2 separate regions of the Mus musculus genome follow, and region 1 is linked to region 2. The links are chromatin loops, found by intact Hi-C in ENCODE. Cell type or tissue: heart. All regions are shown on one strand. Each heading gives the region's core, and the rest is flanking DNA. Links, peaks and the distances in the headings are about the cores only.

What was found. Hi-C counts contacts between places; a loop is a spot of excess contacts. Peaks named below come from ENCODE experiments on the same cell type or tissue, not always from the same donor. Only the 100,000 strongest peaks of a DNase experiment are listed, where the experiment ranks them.
Region 1: a loop joins it to region 2, with 2.3 times the contacts of the local background. A loop is called at or near these places in 1 of 42 quality-filtered maps.

Annotation. Positions count from the first base shown.
Region 1 is chr7:113,365,569-113,373,576 of GRCm38, forward strand. Btbd10 (BTB (POZ) domain containing 10) reads right to left here and starts at 3,771. Exons shown (of 11, transcript NM_133700.2): 1 at 3,631-3,771; 2 at 3,304-3,390. In heart, for the core only: a CTCF peak has its summit at 4,331; DNase peaks (open chromatin) are centred at 3,843 and 4,253; H3K4me3 peaks cover 1,930 bases; H3K27ac peaks cover 1,816 bases.
Region 2 is chr7:113,203,841-113,211,848 of GRCm38, forward strand. Arntl (aryl hydrocarbon receptor nuclear translocator-like) reads left to right here and starts at 3,625. Exons shown (of 20, transcript NM_007489.4): 1 at 3,625-3,804. In heart, for the core only: no CTCF peak of the experiment used is centred there; DNase peaks (open chromatin) are centred at 3,471 and 3,901; H3K4me3 peaks cover 2,557 bases; H3K27ac peaks cover 1,325 bases; H3K27me3 peaks cover 2,367 bases.

The sequences.
Region 1 (8,008 bases), core at 1,436-6,435, 160 kb after region 2:
AGGAGAGGGTAGGTTGGGGCCAAGGAGCCAGGAGAGCAGTGAGGATGTAATAAATGAAAATAATAAACAAAATAAAAAATGGTTTTAAAACTCTCAGATAGGAGTATTTTATAAATGTAACACATCTTCTCTTTTCACCTCTTGCTCTAGAGAGAAGCAGGGAACTGATGAAGAGATATTAGCCTTGCTGAACTTAAAAAGACTGGATTAAACATAAGAAAATCTAGTATATGACCCACCCCCCAAAGTCATGACTTAAAAAACAATATCCTTTGCAGACTTCATACAGTTATAATTTATAATAAACTCAGTTGTGGAAGTCAGTCCAGTGTGTACAACTGCACAGTAACAAAGGAGTATTTAGCTAGTCCTTCTTCCTTTTTGAAACTGTTCCTTACCTGGCTCTCATGACTTTACCACTAAGATAAAGACTCTTACTTTGCAAGATCGACCTCTTGGGACTTGAGTGACCTATAAACTCCCATTCCTCACAGCCCAACAGAGCTTGAGCAGATTATGTGATTAAAATACTTCCTACTAGTGCGTAAATGAATTTTAATCCACAAGGTTCAATTCCACAAATGCCACTAAGTCATACTATGACACAAAGTTTAATCAAAGTACCCATTCTTCTTACTAGAAAAAACAATTTAAATCAATGCTTTCTGTAAAGAAGAGGCACCACAAGAATGTCTGTTTCACATCACACTTTCTTTATCCCATTCCCAAGCTTCACACTCTCCCCACGCACCAGGGGATCCATATGTCCTCTGGTAAAAGTCAATACCCAGGGACAGTGTGGTAAGGTATAGCAAATACTAAGTATTCAAATCCTGAGATGGACTATAGAGGGTATCCTGGACTTAATTTTACATATTAGGTACAAGTGTAATAAAGACCTTCTAAATAAACTAATATACTCTTTTAAGATACTTATAAATCAAATAATAAGCACAAATCAATAAAGTTTCTTCAGTTATTCCCGTAGTAAAATGTTAATATAGTCCCTCTTAAAGTATATATTTCAAGGTTATCAGTATATGCTTGCAACTGTGACAAGTACCAAATGAATTCTCATGTATACATATCTATGGGAAACTTTACTGGTTAGGCACAGTAACAATAATTAACAGTAAGATAGGAAAATTGTAATATACCCTAGTAAAACATTTCTGTGACTAGAGTATACATCTTAGCAACTTTAGCATGATTTTTTTCTTTCCCTATAAAGTTAGGGATGTTCACTTTTCTCACATACAAGCAGCATATTATGGCTTCTTGTTGACATAGACGAATTAGTAACAGCACTACTTTTGTACTGTGGGCCATCATTAAATAAAATAAGGGTTCTTGACCACACTGTAAAATTATCAGTCAGTCTGATAAACAAATTACTACTAAAGTAGCAGATGGATGGGAGCATATCCTAGTCAGATTCACTGGAGAAAGGGGTGGTTTACATTCCAGGCAGGGTAGTGTGAGAAACACGATTTTATCATTGAACTTGGAATAGTATGCAATTTAAAAATTATGTGCTTCTTATTTATAGATTTTTTTTTCCATTTAATGATTTCAAACCAGCAATAAACTACAAAAAAAACAAAAGTGTAGACAGACAATGAGAGACTACTTTAGAAATTATCTGTTTAATCTGTAGCCCTATATTTAAAGGGCACTAAACTATTTTATTAAGAGCTGACATTTTTTCACAGTCTTTCTAAAAATTTGTAATTCCAAACTGACATAGTTGACTTAAGCTTGTTTCTAGTTATAAAATTAATTCTGACCTATATACAGCTTCCTAAACCAAGACATAAAACATAGCTCTAAAATACTTTTATGTTAAAATACAACTGGGTTTGGCTGGGTCACATGAAGGTATCTTTGTTTTACTTGTCAATATTTCAAATATCAGGAAGTCGCACTTAAAATTCTAGAGTTCCTATATTCTTTTAAGAAGGCTGACAACTGACTGCACATTCATACAATTAATCAGACGGACTGAATACGGCTCAGAGGAGAGAAGCTCTCTAGCGCACTGACATGCTCATTATCTGCCTAGTACCTGAAGGCATGTGAAACTTACTCATTCTTATCTCTCTGAGAGACAGAGTATCTCCAGTTCAGTTGTACACTCCATGAGACCATTTAAATGTAAATGGTCACAAAGCAGACCACAGTTCTTTGTGATTTCATTTAATGTTTAAAAAAATACACAAGTCTTTGTGAAGAACAGAACAAAATTCAGACTTGTGGGAGGATAATACAGGAGGTAAAAAGCCTACCTGGAAGTTTGAATAGTGTGAAAAAATGTCTAACAAGCAAAACATCTCGCAGAACTTTCTGAACTCCGTTGCTCTGGGTCCTAACCACCCTCATGTTCCTGAAGCTTCCTTCTTACCTTTTCTCAACCCATAAGAATAAGCGCTGAGTACTAACCTCTGTGTTAGAAAAAACGATTAAGCCTAAAATCTCCAAAATTAACTGTCCTCGAAAACTATATTAACTCATCTTTACCTCCCATTTAGTAATTTTCCAAGTACTTTCTACTGCTTTCTGCTTAATATTCAGCATCAGTCCTTGGTTCAATGCCCACGGTTGAGTTCTAGATGGACTCTCCAGCGCAGAAACTTGTTCAGTCTTTACATTCACATGTCTTATTTTATCTTTCCATCCAATTTCTACAGTCTATTTCATTCAAAATTCATCCCTAAACCCCTCTCTAAAAAGTTTGGATCAAATTGGGCTGGTGGGGCAAGAGAAGAGTGGGAGGCAGGCAAGAACAGAAAGAAACCCAACTGCCAATCAATACACTGTACTGCTTCATTCAGATTGTTAGCTGAAATAAAAAGCGTGCAGACTCTTACATGGCTATAAAATAATTTCCTATACTAAATGCACAAAGTGGAAAACTTTTTTATAGCCTGGTCGTGGACTCCAAATACCAATAAGAGGCTAAGACTCAAAATTTTAAAGAGATAAAAAAAAAAAAAAAAAAAAAAAGACATGGGAACCCGGGAAAGACCGAGGTTAGGCACAGCACACTAACCCACATTGACAAACTAAGTGAAATCTCAGGTCCCCTCCAGCCCATACCCCAAAATCAGGGGTGTCAGAGGGCTTGTGACTCACAGAGAATAAATCTGAACCTTTTCTGGGCAAGTTAGAGTGGGAAACCAAGCTTTACCCTCGTTGAAACGGTTACAGAATAAAAGCACACAGCAGCACATCACAGGTGTCTCATCCTCCATCCAAAGGGCAACTCCCCCACCACCTTATCCCCAAACTGGGAGCCTTACTCACCGCCCTATTGTGATGCGCCTTCTTCGGTTTGTCGCCGCGGTGACCCAAAGATGACAGGAAAGGGGCGGGGCACTGGGTTACTCTGCCCTGGAAAGGAGGTGTGAGAAAATAGCTTTTTTTCCCCTGGGAAAAGGCCTCCAGACTCCTAACCCAAAAAGCAGCTCCCTTCCCCGCCTCTCCGGACCCGGTGCTCAAGCGGGCAGCCCCGAGCACCGCGCCCCACGCTCCTGGAGCCGCCGCCAGCCTCCCGGAGCCCGGTTCACAGCAGCTAGCCTCGCCCTCGGCTTCCACTACAAACCCAGCCGCCCGCACCCGGCCCGCTCCAACCTGCTGGCCCCTGAGACGTCCACCGAGGGTCTTGGGGAAGAGCTCCAAGAGAGAGCGACGCTCCGCTCCCTCCGCCCACTGAACCGGACCCCTCCGGTGCTAGGTGTGAGGCGGCCGCTCCACCGGCTGCGCCTACCAGAGCCGCCCCGGCAGGTTGCAGGCCGGCTCCTTAGCTGCTTCTCGCGAGACTTCGCATTAGGAAGAGGTGAGGCGAAGCGAGTTCTCGCGCGAAGGACGGAGCTCCTCCCACAGTAGGCGTGTCACCGGGGCACTGAGAGCCTGAGTAGTGTCTCCGCGGTCTCGGTTGGCAGTGCTGTCCCGTAGCTTCCCCGCGAGCGCTTCTCTGCGCGGTGAGCCAAGAGCAGTCTCAGGCCACCTCCACACCTCTGAGCACACCCTCACTCCACGCTTCCTGTCACCGTTAGGCAAAAGCCGGACGGCGTCTCCGGGCCAGTAAAAGCAGTGCCTGGGAGTCTTCTTCTAGGAGAGCGTTTCTGTCAGCAGGGCGAACGCCCGGGTCGCCTTCCTCCGCGGGGTCCGCGAGCTGGTACGGGCAGCACGAGGCGTTGGCAGGCGGTGGTCCGGAGGTCGCCGCTTCCCCGCGGCCGCCGCTTGGTTTGCAACGCTCTGCTTGGTTTGAAACCCTCTGTTGTTGGCGGGAACCGGTGCACCAGCTGACACGCCTGCGGTGGCGCCACCTCTGGGACGCGGAGAATCAGCTGAATGGGTTGAGTTTCTGGCGGGCAAAAGCTCGCCAAAGTAGCACTCCGGTGTCACCGAACCCACCGTGTGCCTGATGGGAGGCTCTAAAAGAGATGGAAAAGTGAGGAAGTCACCTCCCCGGCGCTCAAAACTCTCCCCTCCCGGGACTCAGACCCACAGAGGAACGGATAATCCTCTTTATGCTTGCTACAGAACATACTCCCCTTAGTGAGTGAGCTGTAGGAGCTGATCTGAGACAATCCTGTTGAGAACCCCTCAGTGCAGTTGCTCGCTCCTCTGGTCTTGGGATTGCGAAGGGTGGCAGAAGCTGAAAGATTGAGTTCCAGGTGTTTCTGGGCTAACGTGAGATCTCATCTCAAAAAGCAGCCCTCCACTAGGGAGTGGCATTTGAGTCCAATTTTAAAGATCAGTAGAAGTTCCCCCATTTTGAGAAGAGAGGGAAGGGCATAAACAAAACCCAATACATGTTTCAGTATTTTGGTAAGAAAACTGTTTTGTGAAAAGAACTTTGTTTAAAATCTAGTTACTGTAAGAAAAAATTCCTTGGGTCCCATATGTGATACCACGTGTTTTTCAAACCAACATTTATGCTAAGTAAATTATCATTTGAAGTGGAAAACTGGTAGCAGGCATACTTTCCTCCTGAAAATGCTTAAATATCAGAGACCAAAGGAAGACAAAGATTATTGTTACATAGTGTACACGTTTTTTTATAGCCAACATTCTACATTCTTGGAAATTGCTGAAAATCTTAAAAACATTGTAAAAAGAGCAAGCTAATGAGGCTTGAATATGAATAATGTTCAAAGAAACCTCAAGGAAACCCTCAACAATAGCAAAGTCCTCCCCAATCTTGATACAGTTTTCTGTAATTTATCTCAAATAAAGTAACTGTAGCACAAGTTGGGGGTAAAGATCAAACTGGATTCTTCATTCCCTTATGTCTAAATTGAAGCTGTCATTTTTCTAATGAAAGGTTTTGACCAGGCCATGGTGCATGCCCTTAATCCCAGCACTCAAGAGGCAGAGGCAGGCAGTTATGTGAGTATGCAGTTGCATATGTGTGCATGCTGTGGAGGCCAGAAATTGATGTTGGCATTTCCCAGTAATCCTCCACTGTATTTTGGGAGACAGTGTCCCTCACTGAATTTGGAGCTCTTAAATTCTGCTAGGCTGGCTAGCCAGCCAGCTCCAGGGATCCTCTTGTGTCTGTTTCACCAGCACTGGTTAGGAACTCAGTTCCTAGTGCTTGTGTGGCAAGCACTTCATCAGTTGTGCAAATCTCACAACCTAAATAACCTAAGTTAATTGATTTTTTTTTTGTTGTTGTTGGTTGGTTGGTTTGATTTTTGAGGCAATCTCAAATACTTCTAGCCTAGGCTGGCCTAAAATGCACTATATAGCTTAGCTCAGGTTAGCTTCCAACTTGAAGTAGTTATTCTGCCTCAGCCCTCTTGAGTACTGGGATTATATCTATGACCAATTGAAATCTATCCCAAATCAAGGTTCTTTTATTACACTGCAATCCTAATTGCTAATATTAAATCTCTAAGTCACACTTGTCACACAGCAAAAATGAGCTACACAACAGAAAAGAAAAAAAACAAAAAACGTCCAGTGTTGTGTTTTATAAAAAAGAAAGAAGAAAGAAAGAAAGCCAGCCAGCCAGCCAGGAATATTCTTGGCCAGGGATCTATATGGTGAGGTAGAAGGGGGGTGCCTCTGTGGGCCCATGCTGAGTCATCCCTTCTCCCTGAGGTACCAGCTATAGTATAATATATATGGATATAGTATGGAATAGAGTTTATTTAGGGCATGGAGAGGGGAGTTGAGGGAGTAGAGGAAGAGAATGGAAGAGAAAGAGGAGAGGGAAAGAGGCCATCCAGGAACATGTGGAGAGAGCGAGGGAGGGACATGGGGAGAGAGGAAGAAGGGGCAGAGAAGAAGAAGATAAGAGAATGAGGAGGGGGCAAACAGCCTTTTTAATAGTGAGTTGGGCATACCAGGCTGTTGCCAGATAGCTGGGGTGGAGCCTAGAAGGAATGCTAGCACACAGAACTCTAAGGACCTTTACTGAAGGCAACCAGGCTTAAGGCTCATCCAAATGCAAAAGAGAATCATAATAGATAAAATAGTAATACAAAGAACCCAATCCCAGAGCTGTTCTGTGACAAAGCTGCCAAACCACCATTGGTTCAAGGCCTCAAAGCTGACTTAGGGCACAATGGATCCAGATGAATGGAAGTCCAACAGAGAAATAAACAATTCTGGAGACAGTCTACATTTGTTAATACTTGTTGATTCATATAGCCCAGGAATTGCAGAATTCCTTGGTCTGGTGTGTTTGATAAACTCACAAACCTGGTTTCTCTGATAATAATGATTCTTATATACCTAGGTGTCTATGTGTCCCTGGTTTATAAAGTTTAAAGGTGGTGGATTTTGAAATTTTATTTTAAAGATTTGTTTTAGTGTGATTGTTTTGCATGTTTAGCTGTTACCCACAAATATCAGAGGAAAGCATCAGATTCCCTGGAATTGGATGGTTGTGAGCTACCACATGGGTGTTAGAAATTGAACCCATGGCCTCAGCAAGAGCAACAGGTGTTTTATTTGCATTAATTTATCAGTGTAGTGCTTGTTTACTTGCACAAACAAAATGTAAAGCCTTTCTGCCTCAAAATTGAGCAAACTGCTGCTTAATAAAATTACAGGACAGAGGATGGGGGTTAGAGGTGACAGAGTCGAATGACAAATCTCAGGGAATCCTGTTCTGGAGAGTGTCACCAGCATCAGGGTGAAGATTTAAGCTTCACCAGCACATCAGCTTATATACAGTGTTTGAACCCATCCCATGCCCCTAAATACTTGACACACCATCACCATGCTCTAATGAAAGCCCTGTCTGGTAAGGTTCCTCAGAAGGTGGAGGAAGTACTGTCACCTGTTAGGACATCTGTGAAGATGGGGAAGCAGCCATCACCCTGCCTGGTTCCTCTTTGCTTTCTCTCTGGTGTTCCAGGAGCCATCTTAGATATAATACCATGAATGGCAGATCAGGACTCTTTGGAGGCATCTCAGGGGCCTGTGGAGCCTCGCTCACCATCCTACTTTTTCCTTCACAAGGTCAACTTCCATATTCCTCACAAAGCAGGACAAGGCATGGCCTGAAAGCCCAAATCTTTCTAGTATGGAGTAACTTAGGATATACCCTGATCTCCACAGTTGCCTTTATAACATCCTGCTAAGCCAAAACTGTTTCAAAGCAGAAGATAAGGCTACCTGTTTCCTTGTGTGGCAAATTAATGATAAACCATAGACTTAGAGTCTATTGTATTGTTTTTAAGTTGCTTTGGAGACAGGGTCTTCATATCCCAGGCTGCCCTTGAGCCAAGGATAATGTTGAACTTCTGTTCACCCTACCTCCATCCCACAAGCTGTGCCAACACAGCTTTATGAAATTCTAAAGATCCAACCCAAGGTTTCATGCATGTTAGTCAAGTACCCTAAAAACTGAAGTACATCCTCAGCATCCTGTTTAGATTTTAAAACCTGGGATTTGGGGTTGAGGTATAGCTTAGTGACCCTTTGTTCACTCTCTAGCATCATTTTAAAAAATTAAACATTTTAGACGAAAATCCTGAGATTTCTTTTT
Region 2 (8,008 bases), core at 941-5,940:
GGGCTTGTTTGCCTTACCCACTAAAGTCCATTATCCAGGGTAGCCAGGGCAGGAGCTCAAGACAGAAACCTGAATGCACAACTGAAGCAGAAGCCACAGAGGAATGCTGCTTACTGGCTTGCTCTTCCTAGCTTTCTCAACTACCTTTCCCATACAGACCAGACCCATCTGTGTTAGGAAAATACTACCCACAGTAGGCTGAGTACTTCTACATCAATTAGCAGTCAAGAAAACGTTGTCAGTCTAACGGAGGCAATTTCCAATTGCCAGTCTCTCTTTCTTCCCAAGTGCATCAAATTGACAATCAAGATTAGCTAGCGTAGAAGGTACATGAACTTCTGGGATGAGGGTTATGTTAAACATATTTAAAGAATTTGGCACTCCCAGGTGCTCACTAAATAATCTCTTTTCCTTTCTTTATCCCTTCTTTGGTTGTGTGATTTTTTTTTAAAGATTTATTTATTATTATATGTAAGTACACTGTAGCTGTCTTCAGACACACCAGAAGAGGGAGTCAGATCATGTTACAGATGGTTGTGAGCCACCATGTGGTTGCTGGGATTTGAACTCTGGACCTTCGGAAGAGCAGTCGGGTGCTCTTACCCACTGAGCCATCTCACCAGCCCGGTTGTGTGATTTTTATTCATGCTCAGGAAACTTAGATTGAGAGTACTTACTTTGACTTTTTAGTTGTTCTGAAAGAATTGATAAATTCATTGTTCTGGAAGGTAAAGAATAAAAGGCAAAGTAGGTGCCAGTAGAAGATAAACGGGTTTGGGTTTCTAACAAAGAGAAGCACTATGGAAAATATAACTGACCATAAAAAAACCAGGTTTGCACAAGGAGAAGCCATCCTTTGTCTACTAGTGGTAGAAAAAAGCAAGATAAAAAAGAAGATAATCAAGGCACATGGAGGGCTAGAGTCTTAACCCACCCCCATCCCCGGTTTGGCCAGCTATTCCTTGGTGAACCTTTTTTGTAGTAGGACAATGTATCATCAAGACAGAGGCAGCTAGAGTTACTATAAAATTCTCTTTGTTGATTCCAATGAGGTTCCACCCACACATCCTGTCCTTCCATCCCTTCCGGGCCCCAAAGAGTAAGTCTAATTTCTCCTCTATTTGACAGCTCTTCAAATATGTGAAGAAAGCTACCTTGTACTCCCCGGGGCAAAAACTTCTGTTTCCTTTCATCTTTCCTCATGTGGCATAGTTTCTAGTCTCATTACATCCTGATCTCTCTCCTTGTGCACAGTGATAATTTTTCTTTGCCAAGTCTCAGTCACAGGCAACTCCATGTGGGTACTGATCAAGACAGCCCATGTTGCTTTCTCTTAGACTTTCAGTGGTTGTCCGGAGACAGCATTCTTTCTCTGGGCAGCCACAAATCTCTGTGGACTGAGACTGAGTTGTGTGTGACTTAGGGCTCCCATCTTGTTCTTTTATGCATCTGTTCAGACACCTCTGCCCTACCCTGTCTAAGAACAGCAGGCTTCCCAAGATGGGACCCTATTAAGGAGCCCATTGTTCCCTATCAAATTTGGCTGGTGTTAAGTAGTATCTCTTCCTCTGTTGGCTTTCTGTTACCTGGAAAATGAATGCAAAGTTCCTAGTTTTTCTTTCAGGACATGGGTAAAAATCCTGAGTCTGGGCCTAGTTGAGAGCCTTGCACCATTTTTTGGTAACTGGCCTGATGTGAGCCTTTAGCGTGGAAGCCACATTTAGAACATGACTGACACTTTATTTGTAGAATGGGGTAAGAACTGCTTTCTGCACAGGGTGGTTGTCAGGATACAGGGGTTGAAAAAAAAGGAGGGAAAGCTTTTAGCACATGCCCGGCACACAACACGGTAGAGAGATATTGTGGGATGCATCAGCCAGCATCTTCAGGTTACTGGTACTTAGCTAGCTATTAGTCCATTTAATTAGGTCAGCATCCAGCCCACATTTCCATCTTGTAAGTAATATCTTTTCTAATGCTGTATTAAAGTTCCATCTACACAGAGAGATTCCTTCACAGAACAGGACAGAGAAAGAATAAATCTGCTTTGAAACTCAGGGGAAGTGGGAAGTTACCCATGAAGTTCTTTGGTCTTGAAGCCAATTCACATTTCAACCAAGGCTGTGTGCCTTGCAAAGGGCTGGACATGGGTCATGGCTTTATAAGCATTGAAATGCTGCCTTGTGTCCCAGGAACCTGCCTGTCTAGAATTCATTCTATAGTCACACGAGCTGGTCCACTTCACATAAGTGAGTCGAGTGTTTTGATCCCATTTGTTCATGGATCCAGCCCACATTTGCAGAGTACTTTCTGGGTGTCAGCCCTATCCCCAACACCCCACCCAGGCCCCTCCAGCACATGCTAAAGGGGAGGGAGCACACATGGTTCAAAAAGGACGAAGTGGCCTTGCTATCAGGAAGTTTAACATTTAGAAGGTTTGCCAGTTGTTTGAAGGTAGAAACAAGACAACTTCTTTCCCTCTCCCCCTCTCTCTCTATTTCTCCCTCCCTCCTCTTCCTCCCCTCTCTCTGTCTCTTTCTTTAAAAATAAATAAATAAATCTCTGAGCAGGTGGTGCCTCGGGAGGCAAAAGCAGGCGGATCTCTGTGAATTGGATTCAAAGCCAGCTTGATGATCTACAGGAGTTCCAGGATAGCTAGGGCTACAACAGAACAACTAACCACCCAAACAAACAACTTTGCAACTTTTCTTTCTTTCCCGCTCCTTTGATACTTTTGCAAAGTACATTTGCTAGGGCCATGTCCATAACATGTAATAGAATCTTGCTCAGGTCTCACCCTGTGGCCCCGGCTAGCTCAGTACTCGCGATTATGCCCCTGCCTCAGCTTCTTGAGGGTTGGAATTACAGACTACGCCACCACCCCCGGGAGACTTCTCTTCCGATCGGGAATGACAGCTCCACTGGACGCTTGGAGGTCAAGAGAAAAAAAAAAAAAAAAAAAAAAAGAACGCGCGATCCGGTTAGTCGTCGGAAGGAAAAGTCTTCTAAATGCGCTAGCTATTAGCGCTGTGGTTCCGACTAGGACAAGCCAGGGGTTTCAGGAAGGTTCTGTCACTCTGTGTTCCTAAAATGTGGTTTCCTAGATGGAGCTGGAGAGGGATGGGCGAAGAGATGCGGCGTTTTCTCAGTGTTCTGCGAGCCAGGAAGGGGACGGAGGAGGAGGGAGAGCTGAGAGGCAGTCACTAGCCAGGGACGCGGCTGAGGAGCAGGGGACAACGGCGAGCTCGCAGAGTCCGCAACGCAGTGGCCTCAGCGAGCTTTAGACCTGAGGGGGAAAACCGAGGGCTGGGGCAAGAAATCCACAGAGCGTGCCAATTGGTCCACTCCTCGGGGCGTGTGCTTCTGTGCGCCAAATGATTGGTGAAGGGAAAGTAGCAGGTAAACCAGCCCTGCCGTCTTGCCATTGGTCAGAGGCTTTCCTATCGGTCACTCGATTGGCTAGCCTAACGCAGAGCAGAACGCGAATTGGTTTGGGTTGTCCGCCAAGACAACTCCGTTCGCTCTCTCTGATTGGCTAACGGGAAGAGGCAGGTATCCGGGCTGCGCGGCTCCTCCATTGGTGGGCGGGGAAGGGGGGTTGGGCACAGCGATTGGTGGGCGGGGGGCCGGGCCTGGGCCGGCGGGGAGCGGATTGGTCGGAAAGTAGGTTAGTGGTGCGACATTTAGGGAAGGCAGAAAGTAGGTCAGGGACGGAGGTGCCTGTTTACCCGCGCCGGACTTGCCGCCGCCGCCGCCGCGGGATCCGAGTGCGGGTGCGGGCGCGGGCGCTCGCAGCGAGCCACGGTGAGTGTCGGCATGGCTGCGGGCAGCAGCCGTCTCGGGGCGTCCCGTCGGGGGTCGCGAGTTCCCGGGCGGGCGCACCGCCCCCGCCCGCGGCGCAGCCGGGCCGCCGGGAGCCCTGCCCGACGTGCCCGCTGCCGGCCTTAAAGGGCCCGTGCGGCTCCCAGCCCCCACCTAGCCTCGGGGAGGCTGCGCCCCTTAAAGGCGCCGCTCCCGCGCACCCCCATCTTCCCCGCCTGGGCTGCACAGCGGGCGGGGGAGGACTGGGGGGACCCTGGGACGCTGTCAGCGGGTGCGCCCACCTTCCCCGCGCGGGCATCACCACCTGGCTCGGGAGGGGGCGGCCAGCGGCCTCTTAAAGAGACAGCAGTACCGGGTGGCAGCAATGACCCGAACCTGGGAAGAGCTCCGGGATACATCCCCGGGAGCTTCTGGATCCCCGAGGAGATGGCCGGGACGCGGGCAGAACGATGCTATGCGGCGCTTGCCTGGTCAACCCTTCTACACTTCTCCCTCGGGAGCCGGGTGGGGGCGGGGAGGGCGTCTCCGTCAAGTCGGGGAGTCCGTACTGGTACGTCCCTATGGCCTGTCTTGGGGCTGGCGCGGACCCCGGGAATCCCCTGGCTGGCTTGGACCAGGCCCACGGACAGCCGTCGGGCCTGCGCTGTCCGGTACCTGGGTGGTCCTGGAGGATGTGTCTTCCCCGTTGGGTCTGGGAGTAGGTACCCGATGGCGTGGGGACTGTGCCCTGTGCCCGGTAGGCGTCAGAGACCCAAGGAGTGCGCAGCAGAGGCTTCACTCCGATGCGGGTTTGACAGATAATCGGGGAAGAGGAAGGTTTCCACTGGAGATTACCCCAGTGTAGACAGCTTGGGGTGCTCGGGTTTGCAGGGAGAAGTCAAAGATAGAATTTTAGGCAGACTCGGGGCGCACATGGAAGCCATCCCCGGGGTCGCGTAGCGGGTTGTGTTCGGAAATGAGTGCGTTGGACACCGGTGTGTGTGTCTGTCAGAGTTGCGCTGGCCAAGCTGACATGATCGCCCCTTACCTGTTCGGGGTGCACCTTCTCCAGTCCTTTCCCTACATTTAGCCTAGTTTTGACCCTCTGACCCCTTGAGATCTGGCTCCTCTCCTGTCTTAAGTTGCTACTTTTAAAGTAAGAAATCATTAATCAAGTTTTCTCACCTAACTTCCAAAAATCAGAGACTGTAATCACGACCAATTACTTTTTGACAGTACCAGTATTGCCAAGATCTTCGTTGTGGGTTTTGTTTTTATGTCCAGGAAAACTGATCATTAAATGCTTTTTTTCCTACTGCTCTTGCTTGTCATTTTTCCTTTTCACATTTGCTGCTGTGCCCTCTTTCAATCTATTTTTACTTAACAACTATTATTTTTATTCTTAAGTTCCCATTGATACCAGGATCTGTCAATTTGGGTTGGTGGATTTTCTAATTAATGTACTAGTTGAATCATGAGCTTAAAATAATCATTGCTGCTCTTGAGCAGTTTTGAATAATCTCAGGCTCCCTGTGCTTGCAAGAAAGAGGGGAGGATGGTTCGCTGCTGTTAAATTTGATTCCCATACCAGTGAAGTTCCAATATATATATAGATATATTTTTAAATACAAAATGTAATCCTTAAGTTTATTCTTTGTTCCTGGGTTTATATTATTGCTAAGTCTTTTAAAATGGGTTGTTGAACATATTTAGAAGGGTTAGAAATTTTCTAGGCAGATTTGAAATTGGGTGTATCAGCGGAAGCTGGATCTGTAGCAGCACTTTGGTTCTATCTTAGATGTTGCCAGTGAATAATGACGATGTTAAAACAGCAGTTAAATTTGTACTTTGTTCCAATCTCTGCTGCTTAAAATGGGAGAGGCTTTGATAAGGCGTAGAAGAGTGGTAACCTGGGAGTTAGGAGGCATGAAACTAGGTTCTAGCCCTGACTGGAACCAGGTGGCTTTGCTACGAAGAGCAAATTACTACACCTTTCTGGGTTATGTTCACCTCTGATGAAAAGTCAGACAGTTGATCTAAGGGATGTCAAAGATTTCTACCACTCTTAGGTTCTATATGCCTCCCAGTATTGAATAAATTTGAATCAGGATAGGCATCTACCTCCTGGAGCTGTCAGAACAATTGAGTGAAAGTCCTTTTTTCATGGGACAGTTAAGTAGATCAACAGATGGTGTTTAAAGGGATCCATTTCAAATGATTTATAATTGATGACGATTCACCCGTATCACTGCTATTTGTAGAAGAGGTTTACATGCCACGGGGCAGGAAAAGGAAGTGGCCGTGTTTTCAGATTTATTCCTTCACATCCCCAGTCTCACTGGGACTCATGTATGCATAAGCGCCACGGAAAGACCTGGCCATATTAATAGCTCTGCATATGAGCATGCAAAAATGAATGATTTTATCTGTGTGCATCGGACAGTCTGCTTTCTGTCTCTGAGCTTTCTTTCTTTCTATGATTCCATCATCGCCCCACTGTGGTAGGAGAATGTGAAGATGAAAGAGCTCCTGTCCCTGACAGCATGGCAGTTTCAGATGGTGGCTTCGGTGTGGTGCTATCTGATATAGGCGTTTGCAGGGAAAATAGAAAAGACAAAACCCTTTCTAGACTTTTGAGGTTAATCGGGGAGCTCAGGGACACAAGCATGCTCTTTTCTGTCAGTCTTCTCTGTTGTCACTTCATCACGGGACGCAGGCAGATGGACCCTAAACCTTTCTCCTCCCCTCCATCCACCTGCTATGACTTTCACTCCTTGGCATTTTTTCCCCATTCAGAGCACCCTGTCCAGTCTCCCCTCTGTGCCTTCCCCTTTTCTCAGATGGCAGAAAACACTGCTTTTCCCACTGCTCTCGAATAGGCAGGAGCCCCTGGGTTCTGGTGGAAGAAGGAGCTGGACTTGGGTTGGAGCCCTGTGGCTTTGGACACGTGCCCGGCTTCTCTGACCTCCCTGCTGCTCCTTGGGTGCCGGTGACAGTGCCTGCCTCTTGGAGGATGACAGGACATGATGCATGTCAAATGCCTAGCACACAGGAAGCCTCTCCTCAGTGCCAGATGCCACTCCCTCCCACCTCTGCCAGGCTCCTGTCACTAGAACATCCTTTGTGCTCTCTGCCCTCAGAAACCCCACCAGTCTCAGTGGAACCTTTTTGTCTTGATTTGGGAATAGGAAGAAACAGGTCTATTGTGAGCCTCTTGTACACCAGGCTTTTCCCATACTAGGTGCCCCTGAGTCTGGATATCTCCTTGCTGGATGCCAGACTGTCCTAGAGCTGAACATTCTCCTGCTGAGGATTTTCTCCCTACTTTCCTTCTGTATATTTCTTCAGACTTGTAAAAACTTTCTAAGTCTTGAATTCCAGGTTGTCTTGGTCGGTCCCTTTGCAGCTTGATTTTGTTTGCCTTTCACTCTCTGGAAGTCAGTCACCTCTTCCTTGTACCTTTAGGTCATGTTGCTTTCTTGATTCCCTTCCTGTTCCTGCTGAAGGTCAGCATCTACCTTCTGCTCATGCTGCCTCCTCACCCCCAACCCCCACCTCCACAGTTCCATCTCTAGTCAAGCCCCACTCCCTCCTGCTTTAGCTATGGCAGATTCCTGTAGTGTCCTGTGGGGTTACAGGCTTGCAGCCTATCTTCAAGCACTCTTCCCCAGAATCAGCACACCATCCTGGAGCTTAGAGCTCTTCATGCCCCTCTCTCCCAGCTGTTCAACCAGGCAGTTTTGTTAGGGGGTTTAGAGCCCCAATACTTTCATAGCCCAGCTTTTGATTGCATCCTTCATCACTAATGGCCAACTTGCTTTTTCTCTATATCTGCATCCCATCGGCATCCTGCTGATGGGATCTACCTCTGGTACCTAGAGCTGCAGTGTGGACCAAATGAGTTAAGATACTGCATATGTATGTTAAGATCTTCACCCCACACTTTGCAGTGGCTCAGCGGTGTTACTCCTCATTGCTCTGTTCCTCCATGTGTTGTGGGGGATTCTCTACATCCAGCCCACATGCTGGCCCGAAGTTGCTGTGTGCACAGGACTGTCCAGCCAAGCTAAAGGGTAGCCCTTCCCATGTGCCAGCCCTAGCCTGATCCTCCCTACATCTGGGTCCTTACACACCCACTTTTCTGTTCAAACTCCGGCACTGGGACCTTTGGGAACAATCTTTGTCTTGACACCTGGCAGTAGTGTCC